Linked DNA regions of Homo sapiens: region 1 is linked to region 2. The links are chromatin loops, found by intact Hi-C in ENCODE. Cell type or tissue: PC-9. All regions are shown on one strand.

Region 1 (5,000 bases), 490 kb before region 2:
GGTCAGCTGGTCTGCATCCACCCCACTTCTCCTGCCCGATTCTGATTACCAACAAGCCAAGAATATGACCCTTTGAAAATGTGTCTGCTAGCACTGAGCCGTCTATACTTCAGAGCTAAACAAACAGCCACCCACAACCTTAAAAGAGAGAACAGCAGCATACATTCATACCTGCCTACCAGGAAGCAAGCCAGCTGGGAATCTCCCGGACCCACCGATTGACACACAGTGACCTTCATTTCACTCCACTGTTGCTAAGTGAGCCTGAGGTGGGGGAAGGGCAATGGCGGATGTGAAGAAGAGACTTTTCCATTACACCACTGGGCAGGCAGCAAGGCAAGCAGGGTCAAATCAGGGCCAGGGCTTGGTAGCCTGAGTGTGTGTGTATATCCATGAGCATGCGTGTGTGTGCACGCTTGCATGTCCGTGGGCATGCACGTGGGTGTGCGTGCCTGTGCCTGCTCAGCCCTCTCCAGCATAGCTAATTGCTGCGTCTCTCCCCAGATCCAACTGCATCAACAGATGAGAAGCGATGCTGCAGAGCAGCACTGCAGGACTGCCTAAGGGGGTCTCCTCTGGAGAAAAGCTTGGCAGGCGCTAACCCAACAAGCATGGGTTTGTTAAAGGGAGAGACTGCACAACAAATACAATGCCATTTAAATTCACTTTAAAATTTTTAAAAACATGTTTCCCAAATGTCTCTTAAACATTTCCATGGAAAGCTAAGGTTTTATTGACTCCATGAAAATCTAAGTGTGCAAAGCATCCCTGTCATATCTGGAAATTTAGTGTCCAAAAAGAAGAAACTGCTGCTTCTAGTAGAAAGATAGGGCTATAAAAACCCTGGACCAGGTGCGGTGGCTCACGCCTGTAATCCCAGCACTTTGGGAGGCTGAGGCGGGTGGATCACCAGAGGTCAGGAGTTTGACACCAACCTGACCAATATGGTGAAACCCCATCTCTACTAAAAATACAAAAATTAGCTGGGCATGGTGGCGCGCACCTGTAGCCCCAGCTACTCGGGAGGCTGAGGCAGGAGAATCGCTTGAACCCAGGGGGCAGAGGTTGCAGTGAGCCAAGATCATGCCACTGCACTCCAGCCTGGGCGACAGAAGAAGACTCCCTCTTGAAAAAAAAAAAAAAGAAAAAAAGAAAAAAACAGAAGTTGCTCTCAACAGTTACCCTACACTTAATACCATTGGTTTTGCCACCATAAAGTACTATTTGCTTTATATATGTTTATCATCTCATTTAGTTCTCACAGAGCATATGATTCCCCACCCCCCTTTTTTTTCTTTTTTTTTTTTTTGAGATGGAGTCTTCGCTCTGTCACCCAGGCTGGAGTGCAATGGCACAATTTCGGCTCACTGCAAGCTCCGCCTCCCGGGTTCACGCCATTCTCCTGCCTCAGCCTTCCGAGTAGCTGGGACTACAGGTGCCCGCCACTACGACAGGCTAATTTTTTGTATTTTTTAGTAGAGACGGAGTTTCACTGTGTTAGCCAGAATGGTCTCGATCTCCTGACCTCATGATCCGCCTGCCTCGGAAGTGCTGGGATTACAGACGTGAGTCACCACTCCTGGCCCCACCCCTTTTTTTTTAACAGGAGACTTAAAAAAATTTTTTGTGTGTGTGTGGATATGGGGTCTTGCTATGTTGCCCAGGCTGGTCTTGAACCCCTGCCTTCAAAGGATCCTCCTGCCTCAGTCTCTCAAAGTGCTGGGATTACAGGCATGAGCTACCACACCGGCTGCAACACGACTTTGTAAGGAATATCATGTGCATTAAACGGCCACCATTGTTCAGGGCCAAGAAGCTGTACACATTCACCATTTTTTCTTACATTTCACTTCCATTCTGTAGTTTAGTCTCTCCTCTCAGATTTCATGTTTGGCCTCTCAGTTTATCCAATATTATCGCCATACAGGCCCAAATACACTCACTGCACAATTGCCACTGCTTGATATGGCCACATTCACACGTTATTGAGAAGAGATCCAACTACAAGGTATTCCGGTGTACAAAGGGCAGTCAATACCCAGTCAGGCTGGATTTGCATTCATGCCTCAAATTCAGCTGATAATATTATTAGTAAGTCTTTATATCTTTAAATCATATGCAAACTTTCACACCCACTAGGTGTATCTAACTCAAATTTACAATTTTCCCTCTTTAACTAAACATGAAAATGGAGGCTTTAAAGATACTAATGTGAAGCCAAAAAATTGTCAGGGTATTCTTAAACACACTGTTTGTCTGCATACTTAAGGAGTTATTTCCTATGCAAAATACAAACTTCTAACACGTACTCTGAAAAATGCCAAGGAGGGTCCTTGGCATTGAAAAATGCCAAGGAGGGTCCTCAGGCAACACAGGGCCATAAGGGGTGGCCCAAGAGCTGCACTTTGTGGCAGCCGGCACTCTGCTGGCCTGGCCTGATCAAGGTTCGGCACTCTGCTGGCCTGGCCTGATCAAGGTTACTGTCATTTTCATATGAATGTCATGTCCCTTGGTAAAGGCCCCCGAAAAACCCCACAGGGTAAGGCAGGTGAAGAGGAGGGGCCTGGCCTAGACTCTCCTGAAAGGTGATGGGGGAAGGGATGAGGAAAAGAAGAGACAGAAATTACCAGGCCAAAGAACAAGGAAGATGGAGGACTGAGGACTTTTCCTGTGACTCAGACCACAGGACAGGAATGCATTTTTCCAAGATGAGCCACCAGCATTCCTTTGGAGAAGTCAGGGTTTGTCAGGTCAGTCCAACTGCTGTGAGCACACTAAATATAGGTACTAAGAACATGTCTTTTAGGAAGGGGATGGAAGGAAGGGAAGGGAGGCACCGTGAGAGGGTGTTGGAAAGGACTGAGCACTTCAGCCAGTTGATTTACAGGCAAGGTCATTTCCAAGTCCTTACTTACAAGGTTGGGCCCTTTGGCTATTTCTTTTCCAAAGTTAAATTTTCCTTTCTGCAAAGGGCACAAAGAGAATTTTTAGTTTCATTAAAGGCTGACTCCTCAAAGTTTATATAGTCAAGGACCATTTTTTTTTTTAATCTAGGAAATTTCCTGAAGAAAATATTTGACTTTGTAGTCGTATTTGGCTTTGAGTATAAGAATTATAAAACAGCAGCAGGCCAGGCATGGTAGCTCATGCTCACACCTCCCAGCACTTTGGGAGGCCGAAGTGGGTGGATCACCTGAGGCCAGGAGTTCGAGACCAGCCTGGCCAACATGGTGAAACCTTGTCTCTACTAAAAATACAAAAATTAGCCAGGCATGGTGGTGCATGCCTATAATCCCAGCTATTTGGGAGGCTGAGACAGGAGAATCGCTTGAACCTGAGAGGCGGAGACTGCAGTGAGCTGAGATTGCGCCACTGCACTCCAGCCTAGGTGACAGAGCAAAACTCTGTCTCAAAAAAAAAAAAGAATTATAAAATCACATCATGATGGAAGAATAACTTTTAAATGGCATAACAAAGAACAAAAACAAAATATCCGCACCAATTAAAATTACAACTAATGGTACCACAAAGTTCTAGCAGAAGAGGACATGAAAAGACACAATGCTTCCCTATCACCATACCCAACGTAAAACATGTTTCAGCTTCTCTGCATACTCCAGAATTCTTGCTTCAACCTTTCCACAGACCCACCTCTTGTGGAAAACAGTTGCTGGAAACTGGATTATTAAGCAGGTTTAAGTTATGTTATTTACTTACGTGATTTTTTTTTTCCACTTCCCCAATCCCTCAGCTCTAAATTTATCTGGAAATATTTTGAGTTTTTCTTACAGTGGAGAACTATTTGACTTAGGGCTACACAACAATGCTTGCCACCTCCGTATTTTGAAGATCTTCCTCTGTGAATCCTTCCCACATTCAAGGAGGTACGCAGGAAAAGCCTGTGGCAGGCAGTAGCCCTTGATCTAGGCTGCTCAGGGCCACGTAGATCATCTGAAGATTGTCACCTAAATACAGCTGTTACTAAACCTTTGCCAAGGGAAAGCAGAGAAGGGACAAGTCATTGCCATCCCTCAGCAGCAGCTTCAAGGTCATTCGTAAGTGAGAGCCCGGAAGTTATGCAACACTTTCTCTCTAGGTCCTCCAGACAATGATTTTTACAACAGCCAGATGGTAAATTCACGTTTGTGGCTATTCCACTGCCTTGTCCTATCAGCATCAGGCATGATGGCCATGGGCCTTTCACGACTGGTGTGGACACACATAGCTCTACACTGATGGCACCCAAGTCACAGCAGGGACTCGTGTGGCAGTTTGCATTTCTTATGATAATCTTTTTGTTCACCCAAGTTTTTAAGAGCTAAAAGAGACAGTTAATTAAACTACAAAGTGGGACCAGAAAGCTGGCAAATGAGATGCTTATTAAATCAATGGGTATAAATATTGAGAAGTAAGAGTGACTTTGTTCAAGCTCAAACTGCAAATTAACAGCAGGTGGGACAATAGACCCCTAAAGTCATGGCTCCTCTCCCTGTGAGTAGCTGCCCATTCCACAGCTTCTTATCATCTCTAAAAATAAGTTCACCTTTTAAAACAGGAGCCCAAGTGACTTTTTTAAAAGAATTTACCTGAGTCATAGCCCCCCTCAAGAAGTAAAAAAATGTCTGTTAGAGTTGAAAAGGTCTGGAAAGGATCCCACTAACCAAACCCTAGAATATGAAAAATGAGAAGACAGAGGCCCCCATCAGAACTCAATCTGTTCACAGTCACATAGCTGGTGGGTAGCAGGCTGGCCAAGAACCAGGACGCTTCACCCTCACTCTAGAACTGGGCAAATAAGATGTCTGCAACCCGTGGGAGCTCTGCCTGCAATGCGGGTAGGACATCTGGCTGCAGCCGAGAGAAGTTTCTCTTTTCCCTTTTCATGGTTGCTTTAAGACTACATTATAGAGTAATTTTCCAAAGAATTTTTTCTCAATAGAAAAAGTGACACCCATGCTATCTCTGAAGGAAATGAAGCTATTCATGTGGATTTTACCTGG
Region 2 (5,000 bases):
AAGAATCCTACCAACTCCATCCTGCAGGCGCTTGTCCTATTCCTGCTTAAACACACATGGAGACAAAAGTTTGCTACTTCAGGAAGCCTACTGGATTCTTGGCAATTCTCCTGATAGGATGGTTTCTCGTACTATGCCAATATCTGTCCCTTGCAACTTCCACAGTCCTGTTCTTTGGAGCAATATAAAATAACTCGACTCCTACTCTTCTTCATCACAATCCTTCAGATGTGTGGATACGACTATTAGGCCTGCCACAATACGATGTCATGAAGTCTCTTTATTCTTCTCTTCCAATTAATCTTATGTGACTGGTCTTTTAACCTTCAACATCTCAATCACCTCCTCTATCTTGGGGCAGCTCAACACGGGGGCATCAGTCTGAGGTAGAAAGGGCCTTCCTGCATCTGACAAGCAACACATCTGAACCTCCTTCTGCGAGGTGAGGAGAAAGGAAGGTCAAACAATGTAAGAAAAGCTATCTCTATGTACTTAGAAAATAGAAAATGAAATGGTTTGACCTTTTCTGTGGCACTGTACAGAGCTAACCCAGAAAGAAGCTGCCTTAGATTATTACAAACAGACAATTGGCATACAATTTAATACTCACCTTTCAAATTTAGAAGTAGATTTTTCTTGTCCCTCTTGCACCTGGTTATGGGGGGGATAAAAATATCCACCCACCCATTCCCTGCACACACACATTATCCTAATGCTTTGAAGAGCAGGCAATGGACATACTCCGTCTCTGAGGGCACCCAGCAACTGGCCCCAGAAAACACTCAGAAAAAGGAGCCAGTTTCCCTGGAAAATACCTGACACCCAGAGGGAACAATTGATCTGAAAGCTTTTCAGAGCTTCCAACAAAAGCAAGTGGGGCTTCCCCAAGAGAGAATAGGTTCCCACCTTGGCCCAGTTTTCTGAGTCCAGCTAAGAAGAAAGTATACTTAATTTAGCTAAGAAGCTAATTACAGTTAAATGACCTTTCTTAAGGTTGCTTCATGCAAGAAGTCCTCAAAAACCATAAAACAGGCAATTCCATATAACCAAGAAAACATTCATGGCTCCACCCACATTTATCATAATTTTTAATCTACTTCTCCAACACTCACTTTGACCATCTCTGTTGTTTTTCTATAAATCGGTTTAGAGGGGGTACGAATCTATTTTCAGCAAATACTTACTCCTCTTCTCCCCTCCTTCCCGTGCGCTTCCCCCTCTTCAGTGCTTCTGTTCAGGTTTTGGGCAACTGAGCATTAGGTCTTGTGCTTTTCGTCATGGTGTCCCCCTTCTACATTTTGTCACGCTGTCTTCTACATTTGACCCATGACCTGTTATTTTATGTGGATTAGGGATAAAGGACCCAAATCAAAGAATGACAATGTAGTTACATCAACAAGCACCAAGAACAGGACTAGTAATAGACAGACTACTAAAGAAAAACTTCTTTAGCAAAGGTGTCTAAGTTGGTTGCTTAGAACTCTAAGTGCATTTTCCCATGGTCACCATGTTATGTACAGCATTGAGAGGGAATTGAAATAATGCAATTAGTGCCCTATTTTGAGTAACATAGGCCTCATGAACTGGTCTGAATAACTAACTAGTCATCATTTATAAAAATAGGTCATGGGAAGATACCGTCCTTCTCTTGTTCATCATTACCATTTCTCCTAGTTCCTCCAATAGCAGGCATAGAGGAGTTTTAATTGTTTTTGTGGAACAAAGGAATACATGAATAAATGCACTTATTTATTCATCAACTATTTATAAAACACCTACCATAGTTAGGTGCTATGTTAGGTGCTAAGGATCTAGATATAGTCCTTATCCTTAAGGAGCTCACAGTTCAGTGAGGGAAAGAGACAGGTAAACAAATAATTACAGCATCGTGTGATGGTGCATTAAATGGTGGTAAAAAGCATAAACATGGATAAGATCCCAAGTAAGAGTGAGTGGAGTGAGATAAATACAGAAGAAAAGACCCTATGGAATATAGCATTAAAGGGGCTGATGGGGAAAAAGGAGTCTTCCAAGAAAAATGGAAAGAAGGTGCAAGAGAAGACATAAGGGAGAATAGTGTCACAGAAGCCAAATAAGGAGAGCACTCCAAGGAGGGAGTGGTAATACCACCTCATCTACTTAGTCATCTAGTAGTGACTAAGTGACTATTTAGTCACTTCTTTTCATAATGAATATTGCCAACCCAGACCTCCCCCTTGAATTCAGAGACTCCACCTGCCCCTCCTACATCTCCACATGGCCATCTGATAGGCTTCAGCTAGAATGACAATCAACAGGTAGAAAAAACACTTGGACAAGTATAAGGGAATAGATGTGTAAACCCTGACTCATAGCAGCTAAAACAAAAACCTCAGGCATGCAGGATGTCAGAAAGGCTTCTTGGGAAGATGAGATACATTTGCTCAGGGAAGTTATAAATGATGAAAGGAGAGGAGAGGCTGCAACTTGAGAAAGAACAGTGATAGGATTGAACCCTTGAATGTGCCTGTCCATTAACCAAGACTTGACCAGTCAAATGATACTTAAATTATTTAAGGGAAGGCTCCAAGTGGGCAAACATTTGAGTACTAGTCATCCAAAAATCTTCCCCTAAATTAGATAGACTTATACTCAGTTGAAAGATCATTTCACCAAAAATGAAGACATCAGCTATCATAACAAGCTACTTAGGACAATTAAGAACCATTTTATTCCTCCTCAAACCACCTATTTTATCTGTGAGGATAAAATCTAAAGAAGCTTTAAGAATCCTCCACTTTCCGGCTAAAACGGTGAAACCCCATCTCTACTAAAAATACAAAAAATTAGCCGGGCGTAGTGGCGGGCGCCTGTAGTCCCAGCTACTTGGGAGGCTGAGGCAGGAGAATGGCGTGAACCCAGGAGGCAGAGCTTGCAGTGAGCCGAGATCCCGCCACTGCACTCCAGCCTGGGCGACAGAGCGAGACTCCGTCTCAAAAAAAAAAAAAAAAAAAAGAATCCTCCACTTCCCATGCACTGTTGCATGGGATAACCTGGAAACCAACAGAAACACCACTTAACCAGATGGTTCTTCCTACAGTGTGTCAGAGTCTACATTCTTTAATTGAGAAAATTAAGGTACAGGAGGTGCTGCTGACATTTCAAGCAGTAAGCATCCCACTTTTTTGTAAAGGCACTTAATAGGTAAAGAATTAAAAGAGGAGGAATCTCAACAGAACTTCCTCTCAGCAGATGTTCAGCAAATCCTTTCCAATATGAGGGACTCCAATGTTAACTTCTTTATTTGCTTTGGTTAAAAGAAGAACAGTTGCTTCTCAAGGATTCATATTAAAACATTTTATGTGTTGCTAGATGATGGAACACTCTGTCATAGACAAAATTTTATTTTGGACCAATGGTTTGCTGATTTAGTCTGTTTTCTTCTGAAAGAAAGAATCTATAAAATCTATCCATCCGAATCCCTGCTCCTGGCTGTATGAAGTGATAAACCTCTGAGGTTTCCTGGAAACTTGGCTAAAATTGCTGATTTCCTCTGGAACATCTCGGAAAATGGTGTGTGGAGTATTCAATCTCTCCTTCCTGGGTGTAATTCAGGAAGCTATGGATGACTCCTGGTTTGTTTGTCAAAGAGTTAGATTTTCCATGATGTTTAGACAGGTCCTGGCTATTGACACTAGATTGGCATTACTCCCAAAGGTCAGATTCTCTACCTGCCACTGTATGGCATTTCTCCATGGGAGTCAGATGCACTCAAATGTACTTTTCCACCAATCATTGAGTCTGCTCAGAGCACATCATGAACTAAGCTAATGCTTTTGCCAGAATGTTCAACTTTTCACCCCACATCCAATATAGAAAACACTGAGGCATGGTATAAACCATAAAGAATGAGAATTTACTAGATAGGATTGCTAAGAACATCGGAAAATGAAGTAAAGGTTGGGGAATCCTTATTTGACAGCCTACTCAAAGTAAGGCATTGTAGAAGACACAAAACATTAAGACTTAAATTGCTTCCAGATAAAAGACATTAAAGGTTCATATAAAAATGTAACAGCATAGGCAGAATTTTATGTTCTGAAAACTAACATCACTTCCTCAGCACATGCCACAGCTCCCCGAGCGGTGTACCCCAATTTCTTCTTCAGCCCCAGAGACTGAGAACCAAGTCTTCTGCAGTCCCCCAGCTCAGTCTAACAAAGAGGTACTGAGAGTTGTGGCTAACTGAATTTAACCTACTCTATGCCAGGCAACGTGCTAAGAATTAAGGTAGAAGATACACACGTGGTTTCTGCACTCAAGGGATTTGTTTGCAGTCTGATGAAGTAAATCTTATTATTCTATTTAGTGAAAATAAACCAAGACTCATCCAAATTACAATGTTTCTCTTGCATAATCCAAAAATCATTTGCATAAATATATCCTGAGATACTTTATTGAAATGCATATCTTCCCGAGCCCCATTTCAAACTTCTGATTCAGAATATCTGACAGACAGGACTGAAAACCTGTAATTTAACAAACTCCTTGAATGACTCTTATACCTATTAAGCTTTGAGAACCACTAATACATCAGATCGTGAGAGTAATCACCATACAGAAGTCCCATGCTGCCCCTTTTTTGACTGAAGAGTGGAAGGCAACTTAGAGTGTTTCACCATCAGTGCCTGAGTCAGTCAGAGGCATTATGCTAATGAGCCCACAGCTGAAAATAAAGAAGTTAGGAAAAGGGACACACAGCATTCAAGCCCTCCAAAAGGCATTGAGGAAGTCAAGAGATCTCACTTACTACCAGGCCAGGCCAGAAGTGACTCTCAACGTACAGCGCATTCCTAAATGGCACTGGGGAGACGGGAAGCTTTGCAGCTCAGAGGACCCTTTGCAGGTCCTTCTGCATATACTGCTGAGGCCCTTATCCTTTTCCTCTGATGTTGCTGATCTCTAGATCAAGAATAGGCAGGTGAAAGAACACGTGCCTTGGCACCTGTGCCCAGTGCCTG

The links. Hi-C counts contacts between places; a loop is a spot of excess contacts. Peaks named below come from ENCODE experiments on the same cell type or tissue, not always from the same donor. Only the 100,000 strongest peaks of a DNase experiment are listed, where the experiment ranks them.
Region 1: a loop joins it to region 2, with 8 times the contacts of the local background. A loop is called at or near these places in 43 of 110 quality-filtered maps.

What each region holds. Positions count from the first base shown.
Region 1 is chr1:169,111,495-169,116,494 of GRCh38, reverse strand. It overlaps ATP1B1 (ATPase Na+/K+ transporting subunit beta 1), which reads right to left. Exons shown (of 6, transcript NM_001677.4): 2 at 4,997-5,000. Among named protein-coding and RNA genes, the nearest start is that of ATP1B1, 7.3 kb to the right of the region's middle. RefSeq lists enhancers at 1-92, 1-318, 1,922-2,564, 2,570-2,864, 2,317-3,516 and a silencer at 2,570-2,864. In PC-9, no CTCF peak of the experiment used is centred here; a DNase peak (open chromatin) is centred at 2,714; H3K4me3 peaks cover 545 bases; H3K27ac peaks cover 3,036 bases.
Region 2 is chr1:168,626,253-168,631,252 of GRCh38, reverse strand. No RefSeq gene overlaps it. Among named protein-coding and RNA genes, the nearest start is that of XCL1, 52 kb to the right of the region's middle. In PC-9, no CTCF peak of the experiment used is centred here; a DNase peak (open chromatin) is centred at 2,272; H3K27ac peaks cover 1,274 bases.